2 separate regions of the Homo sapiens genome follow, and region 1 is linked to region 2. The links are chromatin loops, found by intact Hi-C in ENCODE. Cell type or tissue: breast epithelium. All regions are shown on one strand. Each heading gives the region's core, and the rest is flanking DNA. Links, peaks and the distances in the headings are about the cores only.

Region 1 (16,473 bases), core at 6,660-10,659, 66 kb after region 2:
TTGGGTTGGCATCAGTTGACCACTAAATTCTCAACCTAAGACGAGCTCTTGCTTTGTTTAATGGCTCTCAAAATGTTCACGTGCCAGAGAGCACAAAACAGCACTCTTTCTTGTTTTTCCATCCTTCTAAAACCATGAGAAATTATTTAAGGAAGTTTTAATGAAATGCATCTGTCACTTATTAAGATGGATGGCTGGAGTGCAGCTTTCCATTACTGGAAATGGCAGAATCAAATTAGGAAATAACAGTCCTCAGCATCTTCTCCAACTGGCTTTTGCATAATGTGTTGGGAAAAATGCCACCTCGGCAGAAAACTGCTGTTTTGAGGGCCAATGTTATTTCCCCAAAGGGGCTGTGTTTACCAATAAGGTTCCTCTTCCTTTTGAGCAGGTGAAATGGCTGCCCTTGGAAGTGAAGCTCCCTGGCCTGGGATGTTTTTTGGTGTTTGGAGGTTGGAGACTCTGTTTCATAGTCCAGGAGGCTTGGATAAGTTCTTCTGGGCTGTGTGTATGTGTGTGTGTGTGTGTGTGTGTGTGTGTGTGTGTGTGTGCGCGCATATATATATATATATATATATATATTTTTTTTTTTTTAAGACAGAGTCTTGCTCTGTCGCCTAGGCTGGAGTGCAGTGGCAGGATCTCGGCTCACTGCAACCTCTACCTCCTGGGTTCAAGCGATTCTCCCACCTCAGCCTCCTACGTAGCTGGGATTACAGGCACCCACCACCATACCCAGCTAATTTTTGTATTTTTAGTAGAAACTGGGTTTCACCATGTTGGCCAGGCTGGTCTCGAACTCCTGACCTCAAGTGATCCTCCTGCCTCGGCCTCCCAAAGTGCTGAGATTACAGGCATGAGCCATCATGCCTGGCCTGCTGTATACTTCTCTAAGTCAGAAGTCTTGGCTTCTGATTTGGCTTTTAAGCTTTTAATTTCTCCTTCCTTATTGTTCCAAGCAGCACTCATTCAACAAATACTGGACATCTACTATGTGGCTAGCACTCTGTTGACACTGGGGTTACCAGCAAGAGCAAAACAATGTCCCTGCTTCATCTTGCTACTGTGCCAGATGGGGATACAATAGATAAAGTTCAGAGAGTGTTGCGTGCTCTCAAGGTAATAAAAGCAACAAAGTAGAGTGGGTTCGGGAGGGGTTTATTAGAAAGAATAAAAACTCTTTCACAAGCCATGAAACCCAAGCCCTTATTTTAGGATAATATAATGATTATGTTTCCGAGGAAAAAAATGTGCAGTTCGCATTTTTGTCGTTGTTAAAAAGGGCTTTGCGATCATGTAATTTATTTTCCATCTAAACAGAGGCATCTGTTTTTCAACATACTGATAGATGATGATTGGCTAGCCACCTTCGCCTAAGTACATCCAAAGTCAAATTCCCCCAATGAGAAATCAGATCAACTCAGAATGCTTGTTAATCATATAGTCTTTCGGCAAACATTCATTGAGCTTCTACTATGTCCCAGGCAGGGTGCTAGGTACTAAGGGAAGCGCAATAAACAGGATGCACTGAGCATCACCAGCATCCTTTCATTTCCATAGCACTTTATTGTTTATGAAGAGGTTCCATGTGCATGATTTTATCCTTTCAGTCACCCTGCAAAGTAGGTAGGACAGATATGATGGAGAGATTGAAGTTTATGATTGTCATTAATGCTGTTCTCCAGATACTCCTGGTGTTCGGCTTTCTGAGCATAACTCTTTTAAGTAGTTGTGTAGTTGTGCTGTGTGATGTACTCTCGCCAATGAAATATGAGGAAAGGATCACGTCACTTGGGAATGGTCTCGAAGAGGGCCTTTCCCTTCCCACTTTTGTGGGCAATCGTGGATGCTCACATGTACGTCACCAGCTTGCTGAGTGACACCACAGTGAGCAAAGACCCCTGCTGCTCCACATGGATGTGTAGTATGAGTGAGGAATTAAACTTTTGCCATATTAAGCTATGGAATTTTTGCAATTTTGTGACTGACCCATAACCTGGCCCAAGGAATATAAGGTTCCATTTGATCACCTTTCTTCACTGGGATCTTACTATCTTGTGGGGAAACATTGGCATCTCAGAGGGAGTCCGTTTCATTGTTAGAAAGTTCTGGCCGGGAGCGGTGGCTCACGCCAGTAATCCCAGCACTCGGGGAGGCCGAGGCGGGTGGATCATGAGGTCAGGAGATCGAGAACATCCTCGCTAACACGGTGAAACCCCATCTCTACTAAAAAATACAAAAAATTAGCCGGGCGTGGTGGCAGGCGCCTGTAGTCCCAGCTACCCAGGAGGCTGAGGCAGGAGAATAGCGTGAACCTAGGAGGCGGAGCTTGCAGTAAGCCAAGATCACGCCACTGCACTCCAGCCTGGGCGACAGAGCGAGACTCCGTCTCAAAAAAACAAAAAAACAAAAAAACAAAAAAAAACCAAAAAACAAAAAACCAAAAAAAAAAAAAAAAGTTCTAATAGTTGGGAAGTTCTCCTGTCAAAATTGAAATACAATCTGCTTTCCCATCATCCTTCTGCCTCTGGAGTATCAAGGGAGAAGGGAGTTCCCTATGTGGTGGCTCTCCACACGATGTGGCAGCTGTCATGCCTCCCTTCAGAGCTCTCTTCTCCAGGAGAAATGTGGCTGACGTGGTTCCCTGATGCCTCGTGATTCTTGTTCCCAGTCTCTAGATACAACGACTCACCAGTGCTGCTTTTAAATGGGGACATAATTGTCTTCAGGTGTTTTCTGACCACATCTACTGCAACGAAATCTTTATATATATGTATGCTCAGGCAACAAAATAAATGAGTCATGGCAGGCAAAGGCTGTGTTAGCCACATTCATTATTGTATTCCCAGAACCTAACCCAGTACCTGGATCATAGAAGGTACTCAGTGGATCCCTGAAGAATAAATAAATTCATAGCATATGGAAAGCAAGGTTATGACCCAGCATTCTGAGTTTTGAGAGTGAAATGAGTGCTTTGGTAACTATCAATAACATCTGCAACTCTGAAGGTGGTGAGTGTTGGGTGAGGCCCTGTAACATGACTTTAATATGAACAGAGACATGTGTGACCTTGACTTATATTTTGGATATCTATGACACAAGAAATTTCCTGAGCGTTTTACCCAAAAGGGTAAAAACCTTAAATAAGGAATTGTTGCCACTCATTGTACCATACAAGGATCCCATCAGCAATGGCTTAATATTCTGTAGAAAATGTGGATAGGACTGGTTGTTGGCCAGGGTATCCTCTAGTGCTAAGATGACTACTTGAGGTTTATCCAGCTTTGCGGACCTTGGGTCCTGGATATTAGAGACGTCTCCATTAGGAAATGGAAAACAGCAGCTCTCCATTGGGTTTTATCACATGTGATGGTGGCACTATCAACCCTTATGTATAGACTCTCTTTTCTGGTCACTCAGTTGATACCAAGGGGCACCCTAGTGGCCAGTGGGTCTGGGAGAGGGGTGACCTCCTCTGGCGCCACTGCATTTGGCAAGGGATTGAGGACCAGGGAAGCCATTTTCTTCTGTAGTCAGGATATGCCAGAGGGTGCAGGTTTGGCTCTATCTTGTAGGTACCGTTTCCATGTTCAATAAAGAGGCTTCTGTAGCCATGCTGATTCTGTGCTCCTGCCTCCCTGACCCAAGGCACAGAGGCAGCTGAGTAAAGACCAGTCTGGTAGAGCTGGGTGAACGCTGGGCTCAGGACCTGTGAAAGCTTCCATTAATCTCCAGAGGACTCCAGTATATAGCCAGAGGTTGCTGCTCTAGAGAGCCAAAGAATTTCATGTACTGAAGCCCGTGAGCAATTTATGGCCATCACACGTAGTCCAGAGACTTCAGGAGGCGCAAGAGGAGGTTGTCAATGCTTCTATATAGAAGGAGTCTTAAGGAGGCATTAATGGGATTGCCTGTTGCATTTGAACAGATTTTAGAGCCTTCTGTTGTACGGGGCCCCATTCAAAGTAGGCTGATTTGTGAGTAACAGCATAAATGGGCTGAAGTCAAATTTGCAAGTGAGAAATACGTTGCCTCCAAAATCCAAATAGAACCAGTAAGTGTGGAGCCTGCTTTAAAGTAGTCGCTGCCAATAAGGTGAAGATTTGATTCTTTCCTGTAATGGGTATGGATTATCCCTCACCTGACCAAATAGCACCCAGCAATTTTACTGAAGTGGTATAGTCTTGAATCTTACAGGGCACAATGGCTCAGCCCCAGTTGGAAAAGTTCTGTGACAAATGTTTGTGTCTTCTATGTGAGTATATCCTTTAAATACCTTCAGAGAAGGATGCCATCAGTGCAGTGTCATACTCGTGTTCCTAGAGAAAATTGGATGTTGTTAAGATCTTGCCTGCAAAGACTGAGTGAGATGGCAGAGTTGTTGAAATACTCCATGGTGGAGGAAAATGAAGGTTTATTGTGTTTCTTCAAGGGCAAGGGCAAATCTCAGCTGAGAGGCTGTCAAAATAGGCACAGAAGAGGACACCTTAGCCAAGTCTATTACAACAAAATACCTTTCAGTTGCTAAAGAATGGTCAGTAATGTCAATGATATTAGATATGGGGACCTTATTGAGGGTACCATGGCATTAAGGCTGTGTTAAACCACTCTCAGGCATCATCTATTTCCATCAGGGGTGAGCACTGGCCAAATTGGGTTATTAAAGTGGGAGACAGCAGCAACAATGACCCTTTCTTTCAGTAAGTCTTATATAATGGGTCAATTCCTGTAGCCCTTGTTTCAAAGTATATGCAGCTATACTATTTTAACTGGTGGAAAGGGGGTGTGGAAATGGACTCCATTTTGCAAAACCAACTGTAAGTACTAATTACTTAATTTTATTCCAATTTATTGCTCATTGGGTTTGGGCATCCATGCCAACTATAAGGTATTTTAGGGTAGTGAGTGCTATCTATGACCATGGGGAATTTAGGTAAGGTAATTGTTCTGACAGTTAAGGTGAGGGATAGGTGTCTGTCCTACATTTTATGTCTTATACTTTCCCTAAGAGTATAAGGGTATCTACTTTAAGTTTCATGGGATCCCAGGCGTAGCTATAACTTGAGCCTAGTATTGATTAAGGCAGTGAAGATTTGCAAATATGAGGAGACCAATGAACTACCAGAGAGGTATAGGGACAGTTGTCCTAGTGGGTGGCTGGTGTCCTGGGGAGAAGCTGAGTCCCTAGCTGGCTTGTGGCAGTTGCCATTACCTAAAAACCGGATATTGGACAATGAGCCCTTGGGGTGTCAGGGATATGGGAGTCATGGAAGCCTGGAGCCACCTTGCTGTATATCTGATGCTGCCTGGCACTGGGAGCCATAACTTCCCCACAGTCTGTTATAATCAATCTTGTAATTCTTCAAGGGTTTTGCCCAAGAGAAAATGATTTGAGAAACCTAGATTGTGGAGTCTCCAATATCAGGCCTTTGGATTGGGATCTTGGTTTTGGGGAAGCTGATTGTCTGGAGGTCCCTCATGAGGACACTGCCTCCTTTATGACTCCTACTCCTTTGATTATTTCATTGATAGGAAACATTTATTGGGTTTCATCTTATTTATTTACTTATTTTTATGTTTTTGAGATGGAGTCTCACTCTGTCGCCCAGACAGTAGCACCATCTCGGCTCACTGCAACCTCCACCTCCCGGGTTCAAGCAATTCTCCTGCCTCAGCCTCCCTAGTAGCTGGGATTACAGGCATCTGCCACCAAGCCTGGCTAATTTTTGTATTTTTTAGTAGAGGCGAGGTTTCACCATGTTGGCCAGGCTGGTCTCAAACTCCTAACCTCATGTGATCCACCTGCCTCAGCCTCCCAAAGTGCTGGGATTACAGGCATGAGCCACTGCGCCCAGCCTCATCTTATTCTTTATGGGCAACTAATAGCTCTAGGCCATCCAATGCTTCCCTAATGGTCATAAGGTGGCTAATAAGGAGGAGTAAGACTGCCTGAGAATTTGAGAATGCCCTTCTTAAAAATAATTGCCTTGTATCAGCATCAAAAGGTCCTGCTCGGGGCTAGTAAGAGCCTCTGGTACATCAGAATATTCAGCAAAACAATAATAAACCCATTGCACCATACCAATTTTTCTCAATAGATGTTGTCCTTCCTCCCAGGGTTTCCAACTAGTGAAGGCATGAGCATTTGCAGTGGTGGCCATGGGCTGGGCTATTTTCCCTGTCAGCAACACCCAGTAGATGAGAGGACAGACCGGGAGAGGAGCTCTAGAACACTGCAGAGGGCATGGATTATGTGCTCATTTCAATAGATTAAATGGATTTCTTAAAAAATTATTAATTTGGGGATCACAAAAAAATGGCCTGACAATCAGCTCATCTCTACAGATGCTACAGTAAATTCTGAATGAGTGTTATAGAGGTGCCAAAGTCAGTTGGCTCCCTGTTCATCTTCCTGTTGAATAAATTCTTGTAGTAAATTTTCAGTCAGTTCAACTGACAGACTGTTTCCTTTTCTGCTTCTTCTACCTGAATACAATTTTTTGAGTAGTTATAAGAAACACTTCAGGGAAGGTCTTCCCCTGTCCCATTTTTGAGTTTTTCCATTAAGAGAATTCCAGTCAATGGCACTAGGATCAGGAGCTTGACCCTCCATGTATCCCCACTCCTCAATATTACCTGTTTTGAAGGCTTAGGGGCCTCTGCTCCTAGTGGAGTTGCAACAGCCCCTTCATATACTGATGCTTGGTGGCACCCGCAGTGTTTGGTGATCACTTTTTCAATTTTCCAATACATGTATAGTTTGCTCTGGCCCCTTTGGAAGAACTGGGGTGAGATATTCTGGTCCACTGTTCATTAGGCTCTGTGCCACAGGGCATCTGAGATCTCCCACTCTCGAATACTGAAGATCAGGCTCTTTACTTGTGACAGAAGCAAAGCAGCAACAACAGCAGAGACACTTTGAGCCTCACAGAGTCCAGGTGAGCCAGTGCCCTTGGGCTGTCCCTCGGTGCACCCCATGTAGTTGCTGTTCCTCACCTGAATGACTACCTGAATGGACCCACACATTGTACAGGACACCAGCTTTTCCCTGAGTGCCCTGTAGAACAGGGGTTAGTACCTGGTTGGTGCACGCAAACAACAGTCAGAGGGCAAGAGTTGTTCCCTGAGCCGAGAGTCAGTCAGTCTCAGCTTATGCTGGAATCAAGATAGATGATTCAGTCTGAGGCACGTGGCTCCATCTGGGCCATGACACACTCCCCAGAGCAACTCTAAGGAGGGCACCAATCCTATTTAGGGACCCCAGTCCCTAAATGCCAATTATTGAAACTTCTCATTTAAGGCCATTAAATCTATAGCAGAGTCTCAGCAGGACTTGGCAAATGCAGCACAAACTAGCACAGCTCAAAGTGTAGGCTCGCCAGCAAGCAGCAGCACCACTCAAAGAGCACACTGGCCAGCAGGCAGCAGCGCCAGGTGCACGTATGCCTATAGGCAGCAGAGCTAGTTAGCAAGCCAAAAAACGAGAGCAGAAAGGCCCCCAGGTAGTGGTGGTCGTTGCGCAGAGCATCATGCTCACACCACTTATTGTCTTGTGGTAGCTCATGGAGGGCAGGATCAATCCCTCAAAATTGGCATGGATGTCAATGCTGAGGATGCTACACATGTCCAGAAAGGGCACAAAAACATTCATTTCTCATAGATTGAGGCTTTCTGGAGAGAGCAGGGCAGGCCCCCAAGGTGGTCTGAAATGACTTTAAATCCAGGGGCCAGTGGCTTTGGTTTTTACTGTGGTTAGGGGGCAGAAGCGAGTGAGTTCTGTGCACAGCCAGGGTTTGTGTGGTTTGAACTTCTCTGCAGGCACCCAGGGAGAGAACACCTGGGCTTTCTCATCAGCTGCTCAGTGTGGGGCAAAGGAAGACAGGTGGGGCCTGTCACACTCTTGAGGACACCGATACAACATGCTGTACAAAATCCTCATTTTGGTTTGGAAGCTCAAATTGTATCATTAGCTACAGGTATTGTCAGGTGTTTTCCTAGAAGTGACAGTCTCTGTTTCTGACCAAGTGTCTGCCAAGCTACCATTGTTTGCTAGTCATCCTTTCAAGTGAAAATGGTGTTCCATGGACAAAGCAGCTGGGACCACTTGCACCTCCATCACACAAATGCTTCTCCTTGTGACCACTATAGTACTTGGGTGTGTAACACAAGTGCTTTATGCTTACTTACCATTTCTTTTCACACACTAGTAAAACGTTTACTCATGCATCAAGATTTAATAAAATGCATCTTGTTTACTGCTTCATCAGGGAAATTTGTAGACAAACTGGCACTTTCCCTTACTGAGAGTGAATGGCAGTGAGGTATATACAATGACTATAGATTTAGCTTGGTGGCACAGCCTGGATACCTGCTGAGGTGCCGGCACTTTCACCCAAAGCTGCTTCTGCACCGTCAGTGGAAATGTCAACTCAGTGAAAAGAACAAACAATGTCTTAGTATTATTATAAAAGTAGTTTTGAACACGCAGCCTTTCTAAAAGTATTTCAGGGACCACCCCCTTCCAGATGTTTGCATTCCGCACTTTGAAGACGGCTGGATAAGATCAGAATCAGTGTCAGGAAAGCCCACTTGCCCTTTCCTGAGGCCACAGTGCAAGGGTTCTACTATGGTGAGAGGGGGTGAAAAATTAGGACCAATAATTTAGTCTCCTATGATGGGTGTTTTACCAATCTCAGCTTCTCTCTAGCCAAACTCACTCAATTTCCATTCCAGGCACTGTTTTGGGAAATTAATAATAAGCAACAAGTAGCTCCTAATGTGATTCCAGACCAGTAGAGGCTGAACATACTCCAATAAATGACCATAAAGCTTTGTTAATAGGTTCTATAATAGAAACATATACTATGGGAACACAGTAACTAAGTCTGCACTGTGGGTTCAGAAAAGGCTCACCTAAGGATGTAATGTTTAGGTTGGGTCTTGAAAGACGAGTAGTTCATGTGGAAAAAGAGGATAGGAACTTTATGCTAGGGAAACAACAGGAGCCGTGACATGAACACCACAAAGAATGAGGCCTGCCGACATTTCTTCAAAACCAGCTGCAACTCTGGGCTTCTATGATTATCTCTGAGGCTCCTTTAATCACCCCAGATCCCAACGTGAGGCTGATTCTCATCCCCACCTTCTTCTCTTTGGCCAGCCATTCACTCAGTCATCAAAATTGTATCAAGCACCTACTAGACATTTTTACTGAGTCGCATCTTATCTTAGTCTGAAGTGGGGAAGGCGAAAATTACAGCTTGAAAATTCCTTAGATCACCTATAACATACAATACCTGTGAAGACACAAAGACTTCTTAGATTTCTTTGTGTCTTCACAAAGCCATACACATTGCATGTTATAGGTGATCTAAGGAATTTTGTGATCCACACTGCATGTAACAAAGGACTTGGACACATTAGACGTTTCCAGTCCTGCCATGAGGCACTCACACTGTGAGAGGCATGTGGGAGCTGAGACCAAGTGAAGGACTTGCAGCTTCATAGCTTCTGGTTCATGGAGGAGCACATGAGCCTGGAAATTTTACATTGTTTTTTTTTTCCTCTCTCTCCCATGGTCAAATCTGTAGATTAAAGCATGTGTGATGAGACTCCCTTCTGTTTTGTCTCTGGTCAACTGGAATTCATCATTTCCTTTCTGCCCCCTCTGTCACCACCCCGCTGGACTCCTGGATTGCTGTTAGAGTCCAGGATAGCTGGCCTCTTACTCTGGTCTCTGCATGCTCCCATCCATTCTTGGCACTAGAGTCAGATGAAGCTCCTAAGACTCCTGGATTGAAGGCCTTCCGCATGATACCCCATAGCCAATTGTACACTCAGCATAGGCAACTTTGTGCCATATGACTTTTATCTCTCTGACTTCTTTCTCCAACCAGAATGGGAGGTCACTGGGAGTAAAAAATCACCTTTTCTCCCCGTGATACCCTCAGACTGTCCCCAAGATAGGACCTGCATGAAGTCTGTTTGCTTTTTTTTTTTTTTTTTAAATAATGGTGAAAAAGACATTGAAGTACATTTTGTCCCTTGCATGCAACTTGGTGTTCACTTGTTTTTTCCCTCTTGTGTCCATGAGGCTCCTCCTTCCCCTGCCTTGAGCTAATCATCTGACAATGATTACTTGCTTTGTGAGCTCTGCACCTAAGAAACATAAAGCTGTCAATCATATTATCTTTTGCAGATCTCTTTTAAAACCTGATTCTCTTAAAGTCCTAAAGCAAATACAACCCGTTTGTAAGCACTTCCAAGGTTGTTCTTCCTCATGGGTACAATCACTTCCTGCTGAGCGAAGTTCTTCTCTTCTGGAGATCCAGTCTCCCACACAGCCACCGTGTGTGGGATACAGCCCCACAGGCATTAGGGGAGCTTTCTTTCATCCCAGTCCAGATGTGTGAAAAAGTAGGGGCCCCCTATCCTTACACCACCACCAAAACTGTGAGTTTAATAAATATTCCTCATTACTTGTGTCCAGCTTCCTTCAAAGAAGAATTCAGGCCAGTTTACAAAGAAAAATACATTAACCATGAAACAAAAAAAATAAAAAAAAAAAGGAAGCAGAGAGCAAAACCTTCATTCTTGTAAGATGGAAAAAGTTAGTGCAAAAATATACACCTTGAAACTTATGTACTTACAAAGACGGGTCATTTATTTGGCCCCTGGCTTTCTTTTGAGGCTCTGCAGTAAGAACTATCATTATTAAGTCATAATGCCCTGAGGTAAAAACAATCCAATTGATTGAAAGAAGCAGAATTCCTATTATTGAGTTCAGCTAGAAACTTCTCCCAAGGATTTCCATAAAGAAAACCCATAAAGTAACGATGTCTTCAACAATGTTCTTAAATAGATGTAGTTGGGGGTTTTGTAGAGCTGTTTCTTATCATGTCCCCAGATATAGCCTTAGAGAATGACTAGGGTGTCTTACAGAAAGGAGGCTTCCTTTAAGTCCTGAATCAGACCAAGGCAGGGCAGGACTGGGCAGAAAACTGGACTGGACAGGGCTGGCAGGGCAGGGCAGGGCCAGGTTGGAGTGGACAGGAAGGGCTGACTGGGCAGGAATGAACGGGCTGGGCAGGATGGAGCAGAATGTGAACTGGGCTGAGCAGGGCTTGGCTGGGCAAAGCAGAGTTGGGCAGGACAGGACAGCACCGGCCAGAACAAGGCATAACTGGGCTATGCTGAGCAGGACTGGGCAGGGATGCCTGTACTGGGCAGAAGTTGTCAGAACTGGGCAAGGCTCAGCAGGACTGGGCAGGCCAGGGCAGAACTGGGCAGGGCTGCTAGTGCTGTGTAGGGGAGGACTGGGCAGGACTGGACAAGGCTGGGCAGGTCTGGGCAGAAAACAAGGCATAGCAGGATAGGGTCTTATACTCTGGAAGGAGTTGCTGAAGGAAGGAGAATGTCCTTTGCTCCCAGCAACCCCAGAACTCTTCCTCCCTGAGCATCGGAAGCCTGCTTGATCGGTTTCACTCTGGACTTTGAACCCTGCCAAGGGTAGCAGAGACTCAGAAGCCTCCCCTGAGGATGTTGTAGGAGTGACTCAATCATCTTGGGCTGGGCAGAGTAGTATCCTCACAGTTGGTGAAGACCGTCTGGATCTAATGTGTCCTCTGCCTCGAAGGTCCTTCTTCTCTGGAAAACTCCTTGTCCTTAAAGACCCAATACAAATAGCACTTCCTCTGTGCCACCTTCTTGATGTTTCAGCTCTGCAATTCTCAGATCCTTCACTACATTTACTATGGGTCACCAATAATGGGTGCTTGTGCCATTCCTAGTGCTGGTTATCATTCCCCTCCTTCTACCCTGCTCACTGATCATGAGTGAGCGTGATGGTACTTGAATGGTCTCTACTTTGACACATCCAACATTAATAACAAACTATTTGCAATATGCTTCACAATTAATGTGTCAAGACACCTCCACTGGGAGTCACTCCTAGGCTGAGATAGATCCAACTGCAGGATCAGAGAATAGAGGTAGAAGGGGCTTTAAGAAGTCTTATCAGGAAACTGAGGCCCTGAGATGATAATTGACTTACCTGAAGTCACTCAGAGAATGAGAAGGAGAATCTAAGCAAATTTCATCTGCCTCTTGGTCTGGTATTGTCACCTGGAAGCCTTTTTTTAAAAACACGGGATTTAATATCTCAGGCACTCTGAGTTAATGGCTCTGAAAGCAAGATTTTTCAAAAGGTGGGTCAGTAACTCCCAGGATTTGGGGACTTCTAGAAATTCTCTGAAATGTCACTTCCCAGCCTGAACTCATGGTTCCTTTACCCCTTGATTCTGTGGCACCCCCAGGGGCTTCCTCCCCTTTTAATGGTTTTGTTGGGCAACTATAGGAGCCCCCAAAGTGGAGTGAGAATCACAAATAAACACACTCAGATCAGCCTGGTGGGAAGGTGATGGGCACTGGAGTCAGACGGACCTGGGTTTGGAGCCCAGTTTGATAGCTTGAGTGAGTCATTGACTATCCCCAAGTTCAGTTTTCTAATCTGTAAACCGGAGATGAGAGTATTCACCACACAGGACTGTCATGAAGATGACAAGACATGAGTACAGAATTCCAGCTCAGAGTAGGTGCTCAGTAGACACATTTGTTGCCTTTCTTCTTGAAAGAGCCCCCAGATGTCATCTGTAAAGACTGTTCATGCCTGGAAGGCAGTTCAGAACAGCACGCTGGTTAGGAACTCAGGCCCTCAAGTCAGACCTCAGCCCTAGTTCAGCTTTGCTGCCTCTTACAGGCTGTGCTGACTTGCATGGGTGAACCTCAGTTTCCTCATTGTTCCTACATTGCACAACCATTGTGAAAATTAAACAAAATACTGCATGTAAATGGTCTGAAAGCTCAATGCGTAGTATCACTCAATGCCAGCTCTTACTGGCAGTATTGTTACTCCGCCAGAACACTTTAGATGATGACAAGGAGAATCTTCCAGAAGCTGCGGCTCCCTGCAGCTGACCAGCAGCTCTGCGTTGGGCTCAGCTCTCTGGCCAGATGTAGATGCAGGTGCCTCCCGTAATTCTGGACTTGTTCCCTGAGACCTTTTAGGAAAACGAAGGGGGACTCACAGTAGCTGCGTCTCCTATTCGGGATGTCCAGTGGACTTAAAGCGCTCAAAGTCATGTCTAAAAACTGTGTGTGTAACACATGGTTAAACCAGGCACAGGGTTCCTCTGTCCCCCAACCCCTTAACTCAGGGCCCCCCACCCCCACAAAGGGGCTGCTGCTGGGGCTCAGGATCCCAGATCACCCCCTCTGGCCCATCCCTGATTAGCATTGCAGATTTCTCAAGCCAGAACCTGCCTAATCCTAGCTTGAAGCTTTAACCAGGTAAACATTTAATGAGCCCTGGAGCATAGTGGGCTCAGTCCTGGGGGTGTCAGGAGGGAGGAGAGCAGCCCCGTGACAGGAGGCTGGAGAAGCAGTTGCTGCTTGGAGCTGCCATCTCTGCACTCCCCTTCCCACACCCCACTCCCTGCTTGACTCACTTCCAAGCCTTGACTGTCCCAGCAGGCTCTACAGGGGTGAGCACAGGGGGCTGACTCCTGCATCTCAGAGCTGTGGCTTTAACTTTCATCAAGTCATTGATGGCCCCTGACTGAGGCAGGGCGGGAGTGGGAACCTGGCCTTTGATATAATTGGGGAGCCACTAGGAGGGCTGGACTGATGGGCAGGAAGGGCCCCTCCAGAGCAGCCTCCTTGGCAGATCGCAAGGGGAAGGTCAGAGCACCAATGAATGCTGCTCTTTCTTTCCCCAAGGTCCTGTGCCTGGCAGGCTCCAGGAGTCTGGGGGGACTCTGAAGGATCACGATCCCCCAGGACATAGGCCCCAAGAGGACATCTCCAGTGGCTTATGGGACACAGTGAAATAAGACCATTTCCATCTATGTTATGTACTATGTTGAGTTTCCTAGTATGCCGATGAGGTGGGCGAGCCACATTTACAACCCCAGTTTATGGATGGGGTGACTGAGGCCTAGACAGAATAAATGAAGTGTCTGATGCTGCTGAGTCAGGCAGGGCCAAGACTAGAATCAGAACTCAGGTCTTAGGGCTGCAGTCAGTGCTCTTCCTGAGGGAGCCCCTGCCCTGAACTCACAGGTCTCCTCTGTTCCTGGGAAGGTTTGTGGAGAGGTCCTAAAAGGCAAACGGGGCCCCAAAAGTGGGCACCTGTGACATCAGTGCTAGGCAGACTGGACAGAGGAGCAGGAAGAGGTCTGGAGCCCCACTCGGCCAGGCAGCTGGGGTGGTCAGATCCTCTCCAGAGCCTGCTTGCCTCCTCTGGAGAACTGGTAGAAAGAGGGCTGCTCACCATGTGTTTTGAGATTGTTGTAAGAATGAAATGATAGGAGATGGGCATGAAGGTGTCTTGTACATTGTAAACAGACATAGAAACGAACAGTGTAACTAACATAGAGTCAAGCCGAAAGGAACCAGGTTGGGGACACTTACAGCAGAAAACAAAAAGGTAAGAAGGAAGGAGAGCTTTAAGATGGGGTTGGCTTTCTTTCCTTATTCCTCTCCATCTACTGCCTATGGGCTGTCTTTGCTTTCTGTGTGAAATGTGCTGACCTTTTTTTTTTTTTTTTTTTTTATCCAGAAGCTTCAAGACCAACTTTAAGATGAAAATGATTTTATGAGGCAGAATCTCAGTGTAAATTCCGAATTTTTCCTGAATTTCTGATTTTAAGCACGTTATTATGTTGATATTTTTTAATACCAGTCTCTCAATTCCCAAGAATACAAATTAGGTATTTATCTGTTTGACATTATACATTAAAGTAAAAACAATTTAATTTGGATTTGCTACTGTAATTTGCACACAGATACCACTTAAAAATCATGTCCTAAAAATATCAGACTTAGCTTGAACAAGTTTTAGTGGGAATATATTGCAAAGAAAAGGGAATAAATGCATCATATAGAATGTTATAAAATATAGATGCCTTAATCAATTTTAAGCACAGGTTTAGACTTCAATAAAGGAAAATGATCATGTGTGAGTGAATAATTATTTCAAATGTAGTTATAATTGGGATTACATTTTGGCTCACATGAAATTTTGTAAAACATGAGTTTTATGCAGCAAAGATGTTTTGTCATCAGTTCCCATTGTTTCTTTTAAAATATTATTGGAGGAGGGAAGACCTTTGCCAATGACTGCTTGCGAAGACCTAAGGGAATGGGTCAATATCATTAACGCTTAACTGAAAAAGAAACTGAAGCCCAGAGAACTTAAGTAACTCTCCTGAGGTTGCACCGGGAATCAAGGCCAGAGGATGCTGTTCCCTAAGTGTCCTGACTTCTGAGCTTGTGCGTTGGTCTCTAAAGTTTAACTGCTGCTCTTCACCATTACTTTTTGTTAGGAATGTCATCCGGTGATACAATCTCATTTTTTACTCCCTTTTATGACCTCATTTACAGAGCTAAATATGTTCTTTTTTCCTCCCATTAGTTTCAGATCATGTTGGAAGGAGACCCAGGGTTCTGGGAGTGTGACTTGGTCCTAGCATATGAGTATGAAGTGGTAGAGGGGTCAGAGGGTGATGCAGCAGCGAGGTCCTGCAGCCCCTTACCCCAAACCCTGTGTCTAAAACTGCTTTGCTACGATTTGTCATATAGTCCGAGATCAGAAGAAAATTGAATTTGAAAAGAGGAGTTCACTGCCCCACAGAGAGTATGAAGAGCACTACTGAGAGCAAACCACCCTCCTTGGATTGATAGATCTAAGGTTGGGTGGGTCAAAGGTGGGAAAGGCAGGGCAGGGGCAGCTGTTATATCCAGTTGAGAGTGGGGAGGAGGAGGCCAGCAAAGAATGGGAACCTGAATGTTCTCACTCCAGGTGTGAATCTGGAGGAGCCCGGAGCACCTGCATCTCCCAGCTGCTTTGGGAGGTTTTGCTTATTTCAGGGAATCTGGAGCAGCAGCCAAAGGCTGCCTCAGAAACAAACAGGCTGTTTTCTGAAAGTAGGACATTTGGTGTCCTTAAAGGCAATATACCGTCAGCTCCCCACTTGGTACATTTACTTTAAAGGGAACAGAATTACAGAACTGTTCAGCGCTGAATGAAAGGTTTAGAGACATATACCATGAAGCAGTTCCAAACTCCATGTTGATGGGCTCAAATCCTTTCATCTTAGGATCTCAAAACACCTTACCTGGCATTAAGGGTGATTGCTTCAGCTTTACAGAGAGAAAATAGAGACAAAGAGAACAAATCCTGCTGGATGAGATAGTGAGTGGACAGTGAGTTGTGAATAAATCCTGGGGCTGAAGGAGACCTTGAAATGCTGTTGGAAATTTGATGGCATTCTTTCCTCTCCCTCTGTTATGGAGCTCGAAAAGAGAGGGGAGATTGCTTGCCTTAGAATCTGAATTTCATTGCCAGTGAAATAATCCTAAAGTGGGGAGTGGATGACAACTAAGAAACCCAAAATGAAAGCACATTCCACCCTT
Region 2 (16,473 bases), core at 4,409-8,408:
CTTCACTTTTTATGATTCTGGAAATTATTATGTGAGGAAAGGGGCAGTATATAATTTGAAGTTGCTTAATAAATTTGTATTGGGCAAGTACAAAGCACTGATGCTTGGGCCCAGGTTGAGGGGCCTTGGTAGGCACTTAAATTGGACTCAGAAAGTGTTCTTGGTCACTCTTGAGTGGAAGGGGGTTTGGCCGAGATGAAGTCTGACTGCAGAGTCTTTCCTGAGACGGCTGGTAAAATAATTCCCGGATTCTACTCTAGACTTGCTGAATCTCTGGGGTGTGGCTTGCTTTCTTATCAAGCTTCAGGTTGTGTTTAGGAACCCTGAAGTTTGCAAACCACTGTTCTTCAGGACTGCTACTGCCTGTTATCCTCTTAATTCATCGAAGTCTTAGAAGAGAAATGCTTTAAAAATCCCACGATTGAGTTAACTGATAGCAGCTTAATATATTGTTTCTAAAGTGTTTGCATTTTAAAAGTCTTGATTACAGAGGTCCATTTCTTCACCCAAAGGAATAAGCCTTAAGTGCTGTTCTTGTAGGAACCCTGGTTGGCAAGTGTGGATAAGGGGGTGTTTACAGCCTGTGGGTAAATGTGGTTTCCCTAAACGCAGGGGTTGAGTTTGCCTCCATGACTGTGGGGAAACCTGGCCAGGCCCACTGTGGGATCCCTGAACTTTGGGAGCTGCACTAACTCACTTATGCTCTTGGTTATGTGAGTCATTCTATACTTTTCAATTTACTAGTTTGGAAGTCAGTCTCAGTGGAGAAAAACATCAATGATGTTCAAGCCACTATTCACTCCCACCTTTGAATCATAACAGCCTTTGTGGTCTGGACTAGCTCATCTGTGTGATTCTAGATCAGCAGTTGCTAAGGTGCATTTACTAAAACACTGGTCCATTTGTTTTCCAATAGCCATTTATTGAACTGCTGCTATGTACCCAGCTCTATTTTAGGCATTGGGGTTATAGCAGGGAATCAAAGAAGATATATGCTTTCATGGGGCTAATGATCTAGTTGTGAAAGGTATAAGCAGATTAAAAAATAAATAAAAGGGTAAGAGGGATTTGTGGCCAAATATCTTTGTTAACGGCAGAGTTTCTCATGTGCTTTAATATATTATTGTGCTTTATAAATGGGATAGTGGGGGCAGGGTTGAAGATATGCGATGTAGCATTTAAAAAATAGATTTGACCATGGGGCCTCTTTACTAAGGGAGTCCCAGAAAAATACTTTGACAAATAGATTCTAAAATCTTTAGAGTAAGAGTGTTTCTCCATGTTGTCATTGTTGTTCCTGGATTCAGTGGGGGTAGAAGCCTGTTTTTCATAAAATTCAGAGATATCATTTCTTCTCTCCTTGACTTTCTAGTACTGTTGTGTATTTATTAACAAATCACTTCACCAATGCTTAAAACATGCTAACGTTAGTCCATAATGCTCTTAAGGCCAAATGAAGTAAGGGAGGCTGGTGTCCTCACCCTCATGTAATAAAAATGGAGAAAGAGGAAGAAAAAAATCTTGAAATAATGATAACCATAATAGAGAGTGTGAACCGGAATTCTATGATAGCCTTCATGACCTTCACCCCTGGCATTACTCCTGTAGATCATGTTATCTTACTTGGCAAAAAGGATTTTGCAGATGTATTTAACATTACTAATCAGTTCACCTTAAGACAGGGAGATTATCTGGTGGGCCTAACCTAATCACACAAACCCTTTTAAAAGCTAAGAGTTTTCTCTGGGTGATACCTGGATTTCAGCCTTGTGATATCCTGGGCAGAGAACTCAGCCATGCCAGCTGGGACTTTTGACCTTTAGAACTGTAAATCTTGTGTTAAGCTGCTAAGTTACTGGCAATTTGTTACATAGCAATAGAAAACTAAAACACAAAGCTAAAACACAACCATGCCTTTCATTTTTTTTTTTTTTTTTGATACAGTCTTGCTCTGTCACCCAGGCTGGAGTGTGGTGGCACGATCTCTGCTCACTGCACCTCTGCCTCCTGGGTTCAAGCAATTCTCCCACCTCAGCCTTCCGAGTAGCTAGGATTACAGGTGCCTGCCACCATGCCCAGCTAATTTTTGTATTTTTAGTAGAGATGGGGTTTCACCATGTTGGCCAGGCTGGTCTCGAACTCCTGACCTCAAGTGATCCACCCACCTCGGCCTCCCAAAATGCTGGGATTACAGGCACGAGCCACCACACCCGGCCTAACAACCATGCCTTTCATTTGACAAATGAAGGAAGGAAAGTCTATGGAAATGAACAAATACCACCAGTATATTTGTTCACTGAATATGAGTGTCTTAGATCCTTAAGGCCACTTCCTGAGGTCACTTCCAACTGTGAGATGCAATAGTTTTAACAGCTACCTCTCTGTCTCCTGGAGAATTATCTAGCAGAGCATTTTAATTACTCATGTGGTGTGCATTTGATTCAGCCCTTCCCTTCAAACAGCTCACACAGTCTGATGAGGGCAGCAGCCGAGTGAGCAGAGCCGGTGTGTGTGCGAAAGCTGTGCAGAGCTGTGTGCAGGAAGGACAGACTAGCCTGTGCATGCTTTGGGTGGAAAAATGCAGACTTTCTATGAGGAGTTTGGTGATATGTGATATTATTAAACCCTATTATTACCTGCAGGCTCAAGGATGAGTTCATGAACTTCAGGCTGGTGACCATTGATCCTTTTATTGATGAGGAAACAGAGGTCAGAGAGAGCAGCTATAACTTGCCCAAGATCATACTGAGAAGTATTCAGAACCTGATGATGAACTCAGATCCACCCACCCCGACAGCAGTTCTGCTGCTGCTGCATGTCTTTTTTTTTTTTTTTTTCCTAAAAAGAAGCCAATCTTTTCCCCTCACCTGTAAAACTTTACAAAGGACAGCAGAGAACAAAAACCTTTCGTCCAGAACAGTTCAGTTTCAAGGAAGAGAAACTCACTGGAACAAGCAGGCGTCCTCGGGGAGCTTCTGATGGCTCGGGGAACCTAATGCTACCAGCCTACTCCTTCCTTCCCCCTGGGCTACGCTGGCCATTTTCTCTGCTCTTCTGCACATCCATCCCTACATTTATTCCCCCGCAGCCCTGAGGCCTCCACACGGTGTAGCCTCTGAATCTAAAATCCCCAGTGTGGCTCCTCCTGGCTGACTTGGTCTCCCATTGTCATTTCATGTTGCTGTCCAGCAGGGAAGAAATTGAGGCACCTGGGGTCAGTCATCCACCTTGGCCTGGGGGTGGGGAAGTCTTTATGAAGGTGGGATAGCATCTTTAAGAAGTATATTAGGAAGATAACCATTACAAGTGCCAAGTAAGGGTGGCTGCTATCTGGATGGATGTAGCTCATTTAAGAAACTACCTCTTCCCTGGCAAGATAAGCCATATTCCAAAAATCTCATTCTCTTCCCTCCCATTCTCTATGAACCCTATTACCCAAAGACTATTTATGCTGCTTCCTTTGCTGCTTAATCTCTAATTCAGGTCTTTCATCATTCAGCTTTCTCATTTATGTTTTTGTCTCTCCTCCTTGGATTGGAATACCCATGGAGGGCCTGCAGGGGCATACATTTCATGGTGACGTATGGTCCCTGGCATCTTCTTTTTCTTCATTTGCCCAAAGAGCAGCCCCAGTGTTGATGTGTCCTGGCTTTGAGGGCAAGGACCAAACAGCCATGGCTGGAATGATGGTGGCCAGATGGGATGGTGCTGGTGGTATTTGCTCCAAGGGCCCGGCTGCTTGGCCAATGTGAATGCCAGGTGATATCCGTGAACAAGACTGCCTGGGCTCCAGGGCCACATTCAGCTCTCCAGCTCTTCCTGTGATTCACCCTCACTGGGGGCTGTTGAATCACTATAACCAGCAAAAGCCACTAATACTTGGCACTGAAATTTAATAGCTCCTCTAGCCTAGGGACTTCATTAACTGGAGGGAGAATCAATGACAGGCTCTTTATGACCCTGGGCTTCCTACTTAGAGCTCCCTAGACCACATTGTCTGAGAGCAGGAGCTGCTGCCATCTTGGGAGGGACATTTGAGAGATAAAAATTTATTTTGTTGTAATACATCCCTGGATATTCATTCCTCTTCTCCACAACCCAAACCAACATCCGTGTAGCAAGATGATTGTAATCTGTCTTTTGGAAGATAGGAGAACAATTGATTACAGATATTTGGGAAAGTCTGACCTGGGCAAGCTAACAGCCATGATGTTGTTAGCATCCTCACTCTGTCTTTGGGGAAGTATGTGTTTAGTAGCATTGCCAGTCTATGTTTGCTTGTTAATTGCATCCCTAAGCAAACCAATTTAAAGTGTAGGAAGTGCTCCTTTGTTTTCTATGAGTCTGTTTCACATTTGGCTTAACCCTTCTCAATTCCAATCAACCCTTCAAAACATTTCCTGCTAAAAAGTTGGTCTGATGACTGTGGATTAAATGTGTGGGTTTGGCTTCAGAAGGTCTGGGTTCTAAGCCTTGCTTGGCTCATAACTCACAGTGTAAGGTTGTGCAGGTCACCCTTAGGAGGATGAAGATAACTAACCCTGATTATCATCAAAAGATAAAACTTATCGGAAGTCGCTTTACTTTTCTGAGCCCGTATCCTCATTTTCAGAAGGTGGCACAAACAAGGGTTTTGGAGCAGACAGATATGGGTTCCAATCCCAGCAAAATCATTGATTTTGGTCTTGAGCCAGCTTGTGGTCTCATTTTCCTTTTCATGAAGAAGTAGGGAGGGTATTACCTCATTGCATTACATTAGGGTTCAGTGAGAAGATTAAGGTAAAGCCCCCCCCACTCCGTGGCATATCCTGTCCCCTTATTCACCTCTATTTTTTTCAAAACATTCATCAATTTTTAGATTCTATAGAATTTTCTTATTTATTTGTTTAGTATCTATCTCTCCCACAAGCTCCACAAGGGCAGGGATTTTTGTTCATTTTGATCACTGCTATATCCCCAGTTTCTGAAATAGTATCTGGCATATAATAAGCATTTCATAAATACTGGTAAGATGGAATGTTAAATGAATATGATTCTTGTCACTAAGAAGGGTCAGCTAGTAAATATTTTAGGCTCTAAATATTTAGGCAGGCCATAGAGTCTCTGTCACAACCACTCAACTTGGATGTTGCGGTATGTGTGACAGCTGCCTCATAGATAATACATACACAAATGGGTGTGGCCGTGTTCCTATAAAACTTTATAACAACAGGCCTTGAGTGGGATTTGGCCTGCAGGCTTCACGAGGTTGCCCATCCCAGGTGTAGACCCAGTTAGTGCTTCTGAATTCTGTTGTGTCATTCTAATTCAGGAACAGCCCCTGTTTGGCTCCCTCTATGAGGAAGAAATAGGAAAACTCACCCTGGGTCTCCTCTCTTGGCCCCTCTTGCCCTGTTCTAGGGGGCTGACCCCAGGGCTTTATCCAGTTCCTTTGCTCTCTGGCTTCTGGTTGACTTCAGTCCTTGAGAGATTATGGCAGGTTCAGAACCTGGAGTAGAGAAAAGTTGGGGAGTGTATTTCTAACTCCTTCCTTCATGGCAATGGTTTGGGGAGACCGAGCTCTTCTCCCATGGCCCTAGCATTGTGCAGGTTCCAGTACCACTGCTTTTAGACTCAGGATGCTTTATCATTTTTTGGTGAGTTTTCTTAGCTCTTTTCACACGTTTGTAAACAGTCCCTTCATTAAACTTGCTTTTCCTACCTACTTTAGAGGGGACCATCTGTTTTCTGGCAGGCCCCTGACTAATACACTGTTCAAAGCCAGAGTAAAGAGTGGGCAGCCCACTGTGACGCCCCTCAGCCCCCATTCACAGCTGCCCTTGATCCCAGCTACCCAGTGGCAGCTTTCATGGCTCTTTTCTGGTTGAGAATTCGTGTTTTCTCTTCCTTTTCTGCCAGGAAGGGCAGATAAAAAAGGAAATGACTTTTTTATTTATGGAAGGATGACAAAGAAGTGAGACCTTACTTGTTTCTCAAATTCATCCAAAGGGAGAATAGAGTGCCAGAATGTTTTTATTCTAGACTGGCTTCCTCATTCAGCAGTCCTGTGTCTTTGGACAAGTTATTTAACTTCTTTGAGCCTCAAGTTACTTATCTTTAAAATGGATATAGTAAACCCGGCTATGTATATTTATATATTTGTATATTTATATGATATATATGATATATATGTATATTTATATGATTTTGAGCTAGATTTGTTGTTTTTTCTCTTTACTAATATGATTAGTAAACTAATATGATTACTAATATGATTAGTAAAGAGGAAAAACAACAAATCTAATCATACTAATAAAGAGGAAAGAAAACAACAAACCTAGCCCATAGAATATGAAATACTATTAAAAATGTTAAGTATGATATCTGTAGGTACTTTCTTCCCTTCATTTTCTAAATTTTATGATAAGCATTTATTACTTTTTATGAGAGAAGAGGAAAAACATAGTCTTTGCCAACTCTACGAGGTGACTCAGGACATAAAACAAAAGGTTATATTGGGATGCACTTTGAGAACGGCAAAGTGCCATGAGGATGGGCATGACTCTTACTAACTTACCCTGTGTGGTTAAGTGGGCCTCCGCTTGCTTGTCCGGAGGTGACTCCTTTTGCTAGGCCCTGAGCTCTTGGGTCCCCAAAGCTCAAGAGGACATTACAGGAGGTTGGCAGCAACCCTGATGCCCCACTTCACCTCGGTGGTGCCACCACCCCTAAGGCTGACCCTCCTTCTTGGGCTGTCTTGATTTCAGCCCCAATCACTCCACTAATGTCTGGAGGATTTCTAGAAGCACCTGCCACAGGTCCAGGTCTGAAGGTCTCTTTGTCTGCTGCATGAGCTCAGACCCTGCTGGACAAGAGTAGCAGGCACTACTGGTTTCTCCTCCCTACCACATTCCCTTGCTGGAGCCAGAGAAGGAGCCCCATGGACATCATGGACACTTTTTGCTAACTCTTTTCTTGTGTGTTTTTGAATGAAACCTTTCTTTTGTGGCCATATTGATGATACAGTGCTTGCCTTCATTATCCCTCCCAAAGAAATGACTTTGATATAGGTGGCCCTTGGTTCAGGCTTTTTCACCTCTCTCTCTCTCTCTCTCAGACACACACACACACACACACACACACACACACACACACAGTCACACACACACACACTGTCACACACACAGATAAAGTTGAAGTCCCATTTTCCTTCCTTCTCAGTGTTAGCCACTATCATGAAATGAATTTGGGTTTATCTTTTATAGTAATGTTGTCTGGTTTAGAAGTGATCGGTTGTATTTTCTTAATTGATGTTCTCTTAAATATTACCATTAACATTTAAAAATAAATATTTTTATCAAAGTGTAGCATGCATACAGAAATTGTACAACTCTTAGGTGTATAGTTTGACAAGTAGTAGTGAGGGGTGAAGGAAGCAGTAGTCCACCCCAGCTTCAGGCAATAAGGGGGTTCATTGTCTGTAGAGAATCTAAAAACAGGAAAAAAGCAGCTTTTATTACCATCATGCATTGGATATTCTAATAAACGTCAGTGATAAGATACTCATCCTTGCTGGAGTAGACCACTCTGGTGGCCTCTCTACCTTTGTATACCACTTCACCTTGATAAATATCACACAGTGAACAAATCCAGGTAATGACTACTCATATCTATACATAGAATAGGGCTGACCAGGCGCGGTGGCTCACACCTGTAATCCCAGCACTTCGGGAGGCCAAGGCGGGCAGATCACCTGAGGTCAGGAGTTCGAGACCAGCCTGACCAACATGGAGAAACCCCGTCTCTACTAAAAATACAAAGTTAGCCGGGCGTGGTGGCACATGCCTGTAATCCCAGCTACTAGGGAGGCTGAGGCAGGAGAATCGCTTGAACCTGGGAGGTGGAGGTTGCGGTGAGCCGAGATCATGCCATTGCACTCCAGCCTGGGCAACAAGAGCGAAACTCCGTCTCAAAAAAAAAAAAAAAAAAAAAAAAAAAGAAGAGGGCCAGCACCCTGGAAAACTCACTTGTAATACCACAGATTCATTTTGCCTATATTTTAATCTTATATGAATGGAATCATATACTATGGGTTCTTTTAAGCCTGGGCTTCTTTTATTCAGCTTCATGTTTGTAAGATTCGTCCATACCATTATGTGTAGCAGTTTATTCATTTCTGCTGTGTAATATTTCATTGTGCATATACAAAACATATTTATCCATTCTCTGGTTGATTAACATTTGGGTTGATTTCGTTTTGGGGCTATCATGAACAGTGCTGCTATGAACATTCTTGTATGTGTTTTTTGGTGCACATATGTAGGCATTTCTATTGGGCAGATTGGGCATTCCTATTGGGCAGCAGAATTGCTGGTTCAGACAGTGTGTACCCTCAACTTCAGTAGATTCTGTCTGAGGAGTTTTTTCAGCCATGTGGAACTGTTAGTCCATTAAACCTCTTTCATTTATAAATTACCTAGTCTTGGGTAGTATCTTTATAGCAGTGTGAGAATGGACTAATACACTGCCACTTTCTTAAAATGGTTATACTGAGTGACAACCTTACCAGCAATCAAGAGAGGTTCAGGTGACCCGCATTCTCACCAACACTTTGTATAGTCAGCTCCTAAAATTGTAATCATTCTGGGAGAAGTATAGTGGCATCGTATTGTAGTTTTATGTAATAGGCATTTCCTTGATCTCTAATGAGTTTAAGCAACTTTTATGTGTTTATTGGCCATTTGAATATCTCCTTTCTAAAATGCCTATTCAAGTCTTTTCCTGCATTTTAAAATTGAGTTGTCTGCTTAATTGATTTGCAAAAGTTATTTATATAGTCTGGATAGGCTTATTTTTCCCGGTTACATATAACGTCTTTTTTTCTACCAATGGTGTGCTTTGAAACACAGCAGTTTCTAATTTTAATGTAGATCAATTTATCAATTTTTTCTTTATGGCTAGTGCTATTTGTATTCTGTTTAAGAAATCTTTGCCTACCACTATGATTAATTCTTCTATTATTATTTAGAAGCTTTATCGTTTTGTTTTTCATATTTAGATTTAATCTACCTGGAATTGGTTTTTGTGTGTGGTGTGAGATAGGGGTCATTTTTTTTTCCATGTGGTGATCCAATTTACCCAGTAATTGGAAAGTAAGGGTAATGATCATTCTGATTTTGCTTCTAACCTCAGAGGAAAATCTTTCAACAATTTACCATTAAATGTAATGTTTGCTGTAGGAGTTTTGGTAGCCATCCTTCATGGAATGAAGAAAGTTTCCTTCTATTACTTGTTGGCTAAAAAGTTATTTTTTTCCTTTTAAATCATGAATTGGTGTTAAATATCATCAGATGATTTTTCCTCATTTATTACAATGATTATATTCATTTAAATATTTTTCTTTTAAGTTAACATTAACATTGACATATTTTCAAAATGTTGAAATAGCCTTCCTTTTGGGAATAAACCTAACTTGGTCTTGATGTCTTCTATTCTTTTTCTATACTATATTTTATTTGTTTCATGCTTGTGAGTCTTGCTCTTATCTCCTTGGTGACAGGGGTTTGCCTCACACGGATTTGATACCTCTCCTCCCATAGTGCTGGGCTCTTAGGAGATGCCCAATGCCTGGAGTCATTAATCCAAGCAGCGTTGTTTTTCCTTCCTGTAGTTGGGTGCATTTGACAGCTTGGATGGTGTGATTCTCCCAGTGGCTAATGAGCAGCTCAGGAATGCTAATGAAGGACTTCCTTTGGTTGTCTCCTGTGAGTCAGCAAATGAGCTCTGTAACTTGGAGAGCCAGAAGTTAATTAGTGCCCTGGTATAGACAGACCCTGATGGAAATAAGGGAATTTGGGTCTGTCAGAGAAGAGCGCTAGGAAGCTTTGAAGGTGAGGCCTGGATTAGGGACGTGAGGTGAAAACTAAAGGGAAGCCAAGGCTACGGTTTATAAATAAATGCCAGTGTTGGAGCTCTGTAAAGAAAACCAGGAAAGCCCAGAACATGTGGCCTAGACAGAAAGAAGAAGAGCAGGCCCAACATCTGGGTGTCGCTGACATCAGAGGCGCTGTTGATTCACCTCTTCCTTGTAGCAGAATACAGAGAGAAGTGCAGGAGATGTGTACAGCATGGATAGCGGAAGCAGATCACCTGGCAGGAGGCGGTGATGGATGAGGGATTTTAGGTGTCTTGCACTCCTTGTTCATTTTTCTTTGAGGCAGGATGGAAAGTCTAAAACCCCATCTGCTTACAAGTTTACTACAATAACCCGATGGATAAATAATTTGCAAGGCAATACCACGGATGATGAGCTCCAAATGAAATAGAATAGACTATAGACATGAGGCAAAGATGAAAGCTCAGTACCTTCCTGGCAGAACTACATAAGTGATGTCCACTGTGAGCACTGGACTCGGATGTGTTAGGCATGCTCATGATCTTGGGACGGTTACTTTGGCCAGAAAAATGTGTCACTCCCCTGGCTTAGGCAGATACCTAATTAGGTTAGGAGAACTGCCAAAAAGCACCCTATTGAAAGTTAAACTACTTCAAGGCACTGTGAGTAAAATATGCAAAATGTCACTGAGGCAGAAGTGAGCAAACCAGTAGAACAGGTGCAGCATGAAACTAACCTGCCAGGGACATTGTTAGTTCTGTTTCCTCTTGAAATCTCTTTTTTTTTCCCCCCCTGACTGTGTGGAAGCCCTGTCCTCTTTACTGCTGGAGACCCAGAAACAGATGCTCCCGCTGTCTCCTCACCTGAATTGTACTAGACTGAAAATGAAAATGAGGCTCCCAATTCTACCATGTCCATGTCCCAGCCATGCTGTGTTCACCAGGGAATGGCCCAGGATGGAACAAAGATGGATCAAGATTCTAAGTGTAAGCCCGTTCTTTGGAAGTGTAACCATTTGAATGAAACGTTCCTAATGTGTTGTTATTGTAGCAATGGTAACACCACACAGATGTCACCAGGAGTCTCCACAGCCTGGGAGAGACTTAAGCCTGTCCTCATGGTTTCTGCAAATTCTCACAGACTTATGGTTCTAAGCTGCATTGGATTGCTGGATGCAAAGAGCAGTCTCATCACACACCCGCACACTCCACTTTAAACATGTGACATGTTTTATTAGTTTAGCAATTTGCTGTAGATAAGAGGCATAGTGCTGTCAGGTGGGGTGGGATGGGGAATGAGGAGGCTGTGTCCTGCCCATCACAGCCTCTGGCTCTTCCCTCTCCTCTGTGCCTCTTGCTTTTCACTGCCTTTTCTGTTAGAATTCCTTCCTTCCTTCCTTCCTTCCTTCCTTCCTTCCTTCCTTCCTTCCTTCCTTCCTTCCTTCCCTCCTTCCTTCCCTCCCTCCCTCTCTTCCTTTCTTCCTTCTTGCTTTCTTGCTTTCTTCTTTTTATGGAATTTCACTCTTGTTGCCCAGGGTGGAATGCAATGGCACGATCTTGGCTCGCTGCAACCTCTGCCTCCGGGGTTCAAGTGATTCTCCTGCCTAGGCTTCCCAAGTAGCTGGGATTACAGGGGCCTGCCACCATGCCTGGCTAATTTTTTGTATTTTTAGTAGAGATAGGGTTTCACCATGTTTGGCAGGCTGGTCTCGAACTCCTGACCTCAGGTGATCCGCCCGCCTCGGCCTCCCAAAGTGCTGGGATTACAGGCGTGAGCCACCGCACCCGGCCAGAAATTCTTTATTTCTAACCCAGAGATGTCACTCCCTTTCCTGAGCCCTTGGTTCCAGCCATATCCATGCCCTACAAGATGTACATAGCTCAGGGGAGCTTCTGGGGTTGGGGGGTCCTACCAAGGAGTCTCTCTGTAAGAGATGATGTGGTACCAGCTCCTTTTAAACATTTTGAAGTGGACATCATTATTCCTGCTTCACACTTGAGGAGACTGAGGCCTGGCCTCAGTTTGGAGACGGAAGGGACTTGGTTAAAGTCCCACCTCCAGTAAAGAGTAGATCTGGGTCCCAAACCCAGGCCTTCTGACTCCATGTCCATCACTCTTTGTACCATCAAAGGGCAGAAACTCAAAGTGAACATCTGGGGGTTTGTAGAATCCTGGTGATTTCCACTTGGTTTCTTAAGACAATGCCTAGCCCAGGCTGAAAAGCATAATTAGCTCAGCCATAGACTCAGGCTCACCCCATGCCAACCCATGGCATCCAGCTCAGATTTGTACCCCGGAGTGGTCGGTGGGTATTAAACCTCTCTTGGAAGGCCAGGAGAGGACTTAAATGGCTGGGCCTTCACATTTATTTTCCTCTCTTCCCTTGGCTTTTTGTGGGGCTGAGCCTATCATTAATCAGGCTGTGAAGCAAAGGAAATAAAACACTGCCTTGGAAAGAGCTCTTATTTGTTTAAAATTGAAAAAAAAAATAACAACCCAGAAAAGACTGAAACATGTTTCCAACATACTGAATTTGATTATCTGTCTGTGCACAAAGGGACCCAGTCATTTGAAATTAAAGTTTAGAGAGTTGGCAAGTTTGTTTGATGAATCGATTGTGATGGGAGGAGCCCCCACCAACTGCAATGCTGAACTTCCTTCATCTCCTTTCTGTACATTCTGAGCATTTTGTTAATTGCTCTGATTGTTCAGTGCCACTGTGTTACAAGTTCCGGGGAGGGACAGAACTGGAGAAGTCCAATGTGTCTTCATCGTAGGGGCTTGAACAAGGGAGTCCCCAGTCTCTATCCAAGGTAGTGATCATTGGACCCACCAGCAGCTCCAGCACAATTGCTTTTGACTTTATTGTGAATTTGAATCAGAAATACAAGCCTCATCCATCGAGGAGCAAAGACACATGCATTGTTCAGACAGCAGAACAGAATGCAGGCCAGTGGGAAGCAGAGGATGTTATTATTGTTCTCTAGAGCAGCTCAGAGAGGAGAAAGCCTGGCAGTGAGTGCACAGGAAGCAGAAACTGGCAGATATAATCCAGCAATATGAACACTGGGATATGTTGTTCAGCACTTTGAGTTGCAAAATAAAATCCCGGTGGATGGGGCACCCCTCTTCCCCCTAACTCAAGCTCCCCCATTCCTCACGCTGCAGAGTTCATACTGAGTGCTCTTTTGCCCTGCAGCATCCGGAACAGTTGATTATGCCCCTGTCTTGTTTTGGAGCCTGCAGGGACTCCCTGATGCCGAGGGAACAGTTAACTTGGCATTCAAGTTCACTTTACCACCTGCTCCTCGACTTGGCCCCACCTGCCTTTTCCACCTATTGCCTGTGTGTCCCTTCTTGCACCTGCATTTTAGCCAGATGCAACTGCTGTCTTCTCCATAACCACTTTTCCTCCGTGTCCAGTTCATGCCTTTTCTTTGTTTTATGCTTGAAATGCCCTACATTTCATCTTTGCATGCCCCCATTCTTCTCATGATTTTGGAGCCTTGATGAAATGACACCACCTTCTTCTATTTCTCCCCTCTTTGCCCCTCCTCTGGATTTGCATAGTCAGGAGTCTTCCCTCTCACAACATCCATCACCTTCTACTTCATATCACACTGGCTTGGAAAGATTTCTTTTCCACATGCTTTATCTGATACATTCTTTGAAAGCAGGGGTAAGAGATTACTTGTCGTGTCCACTCTGGGTACAGGCAGGATGCCTTGGGCAGAGTAGGCATCCAAAAATGTTTGATGAATGAGAGACTTATTGAAGCAAGGGTTAGCAGTCTTTGGCTCAGGTTGGTACTCAGTGCATTCATCTGTCCATCCTGTCCTTCCTTCTCTCTATTCCCTCTTTTGCTTTTTCCTCTTCTCTACCTTCTCCTTTTCCTCTTTTAATTTCATTTACCCCCAAGCCTTGACATTCTACACAGCTCTGCTGGGCACACCCCATCTCTGCAGGTTGCTGGTTTCTGCTACAGGGGTGTTTGCTATGGTCCTAGACGACTTTTCAAGAACAACAGCAACAAAGAATCTGCACACTCAAGGTGGTTTTGTTTCAAGGAAGTAGGGTCTCTTTTCCACGTGATGCTTGTCTGCTATGGAGACTACTATTTGAAGTGATGTATTCGTGGAGCATTTCTTTCTCTCTGAGAAGTGGCAAGTGTTCTTCCCTGACCAGGGTCTCTGTTCATCTCCAAAGGTGGGTCTCGGTTCATCTTCAAAGGTTAGGCATGGAGGAGGCAAGCTGGCACAGGACCGAGTAGCAGCCAAGCCTCTCTCCTTGCTCAGATCTCACCACAAACCCCAGCTCCCGCTCTGGCCAGGATTACTGGGTCATAGCTGTTTGGCTTAAAGCAGCAGGAGATCAGTGAGGCACTAGGAAAAGAGCACCAGGTGGGCTTGCCTCTGGCTCTGCCACACAGTCGGACGTGGGGGAAAACTGCCAACATCGAGGGAGCTCAGTTTCCTCTTCTGCACATGGGGTGGGAAGAGTTAGATGGTCTCTGGGGTGTTTTCGAGGCCGAATCTCCAGAATTCCCAATTTGAGATTCCAAATGCATCTGGAGACTGCGGTGGCTCAGCCTGAGTGGGGCCAGGAGGTGGCAGCACCTGCTCTGTTTAGAGCCTGATGCAGCCGCAGGGGCTGGGCTGTCACTTCTGTAGGGCTGGGGTGTACATCATGCTCCACTCCCTCTGGACTCTTTTATTACATTTCACTGCAAGTTGTTTGTAGTCTGCTGGGTCATGAGACGGTCGCAGCAAGATTGCCAAACCCTGGGTACAGGGGACACTTATTGTCCCCTCTCTGACTTCACCTGGCATGACACACGCAGGCCAGGGCACAGTCATCCGCAACAAGGCCCCAGTGACAGGCTCATATCCGGGCAGCTTGCTGGAGCTCCTTGACGCAGGCTTCCGTCTCCCCGAGGGCAAATGAGAGCTGCATCCATGAGTAAGCGCATGTGTTCGCCCACTCTGAATGAGCACGCCTGTCTCCCAGGGCCGTGCGCTTCCTCCAACAGCTGCATTTGCTCAGGGCAAAAATGGAAATGCCTAATGCCAGGCATGACTGATCCTAGCCAGATAAAATGATTGAGGGTTGTTCATCAAATTTGGGGAGCTTTTACTAAATGGACATGCACACAGACACTTAAAATGTAATAGAATGCCTGAATTGCGTGGAACCGTACACATGATCTAGTTTAGTGGTTCTCAATCCCACCGGGCATCACCACTGAAGCTTGTTAGAAATGTAGATTCCTAGACTCAGCTCTAGCCCCATCGAGTAAGAATGTCTAGTGCTGGAGGGCAGGCGCGGTGGCTCACGCCTGTTATCGCAGAACTTCGGGAGGCCGAGATGGGCGGATCACGAGGTCAGGAAATCGAGACCATCCTTGCTAACACGGTGAAACCCCGTCTCTACTAAAAATACAAAAAAATTAGCCGGGCGTGGTGGCAGGCGCCTGTAGTCCCAGCTACTCTGGAGGCTGAGGCAGGAGAATGGCGTGAACTCCAGGGGGCGGAGCTTGCAGTGAGCCGAGATGGCGCCACTGCACTCCAGCCTGGGCGACAGAGCGAGACTCCGTCTCAAAAAAGAAAAAAAAAAATGTCTGGTGCTGGAACCTAGGAACCGGTATTTTTAACAAACTCTTCAGGTGTGTCTAATGTAGCTTGTCTGCAGAAAGGCATTTAGGAACCACCATCTAGTCTATCCCTGGCATTCAGGGAGCTTGTTAGCAAACTCTTGCTCTCCTTTGCTTCCTCCTCTCCCTCATGGAATCAGAATCCCTGGTGAGGGGATAGCACTCTGATTCAACAAGCCCTCCAGGAGTAGGGTGACCAACTAGGCTCGGTTTGCCTGGCACTGTCATGGTTTTACCACTGAAACGCCAATATCACAGGACTTCCCTCAGTCCTGGGAGTACTGGAATGGCTGGCTACCTCTTGAGGTGATTTTTATGCACTCTAAAGTTTGAGAAGCACTGGAAACAATTTATTTCACAGTTGAGGAAACTGGAGCCAGGACAAGAAGCAGTTTGCCCATGGACAAGCAGTGAATTAGCAGTACAGACAGGGCAAGTCTTCCAGCCCAGCATCCTTGCTACTCCTGGAAATATTTTGCTCTAAGTAGCTGCCTCACTCTTTCCTACTCTCCACTAGGAGCTAACCCTGGAGGAGCTCATTATGGCGTGGCCATATTCCAGGTGAATAATCTGTATTCTATGGCCTTATTTGAGTGAGGCGTGCGTAATGACAGGTGCAGGTACCATTACACTTTAATGAATTCTTCTGGGGCTTCTCTTGGCCCACGTGGGGAAGGTGATTTACAATTTAATGTATTTCCATTTGGCCATAATCCCCAGGATAACAGCATTACTGAAACGGAAAATCTTTGACAAGGGATTACAACCCAGAGGCTGTGGTACAACCAAGTCGGGGTCCCTAGCTGCTACGCTACCTCCAGGGGCTTCCCAGGGGCCGTGGGATAAGCCCTAGCATGTCTCCCTTTGTCCTGTCACCGATGGCCACCAAGACTTGCCAAGCTATATTGATTATCAGCTCCAGGTTTGACTTATTTATTCCGTGGTGCTT

Evidence for each region. Hi-C counts contacts between places; a loop is a spot of excess contacts. Peaks named below come from ENCODE experiments on the same cell type or tissue, not always from the same donor. Only the 100,000 strongest peaks of a DNase experiment are listed, where the experiment ranks them.
Region 1: it touches region 2 in a loop (28-fold over the local background); 1 of 110 quality-filtered maps calls a loop at or near these places.

The regions. Positions count from the first base shown.
Region 1 is chr2:29,961,241-29,977,713 of GRCh38, reverse strand. No RefSeq gene overlaps it. Among named protein-coding and RNA genes, the nearest start is that of ALK, 48 kb to the right of the region's middle. RefSeq lists enhancers at 10,682-11,181, 11,182-11,683, 13,069-13,569, 13,570-14,070. In breast epithelium, for the core only: no CTCF peak of the experiment used is centred there; no DNase peak of the experiment used is centred there.
Region 2 is chr2:30,024,634-30,041,106 of GRCh38, reverse strand. No RefSeq gene overlaps it. Among named protein-coding and RNA genes, the nearest start is that of ALK, 110 kb to the right of the region's middle. RefSeq lists an enhancer at 14,625-15,125. In breast epithelium, for the core only: no CTCF peak of the experiment used is centred there; a DNase peak (open chromatin) is centred at 6,846.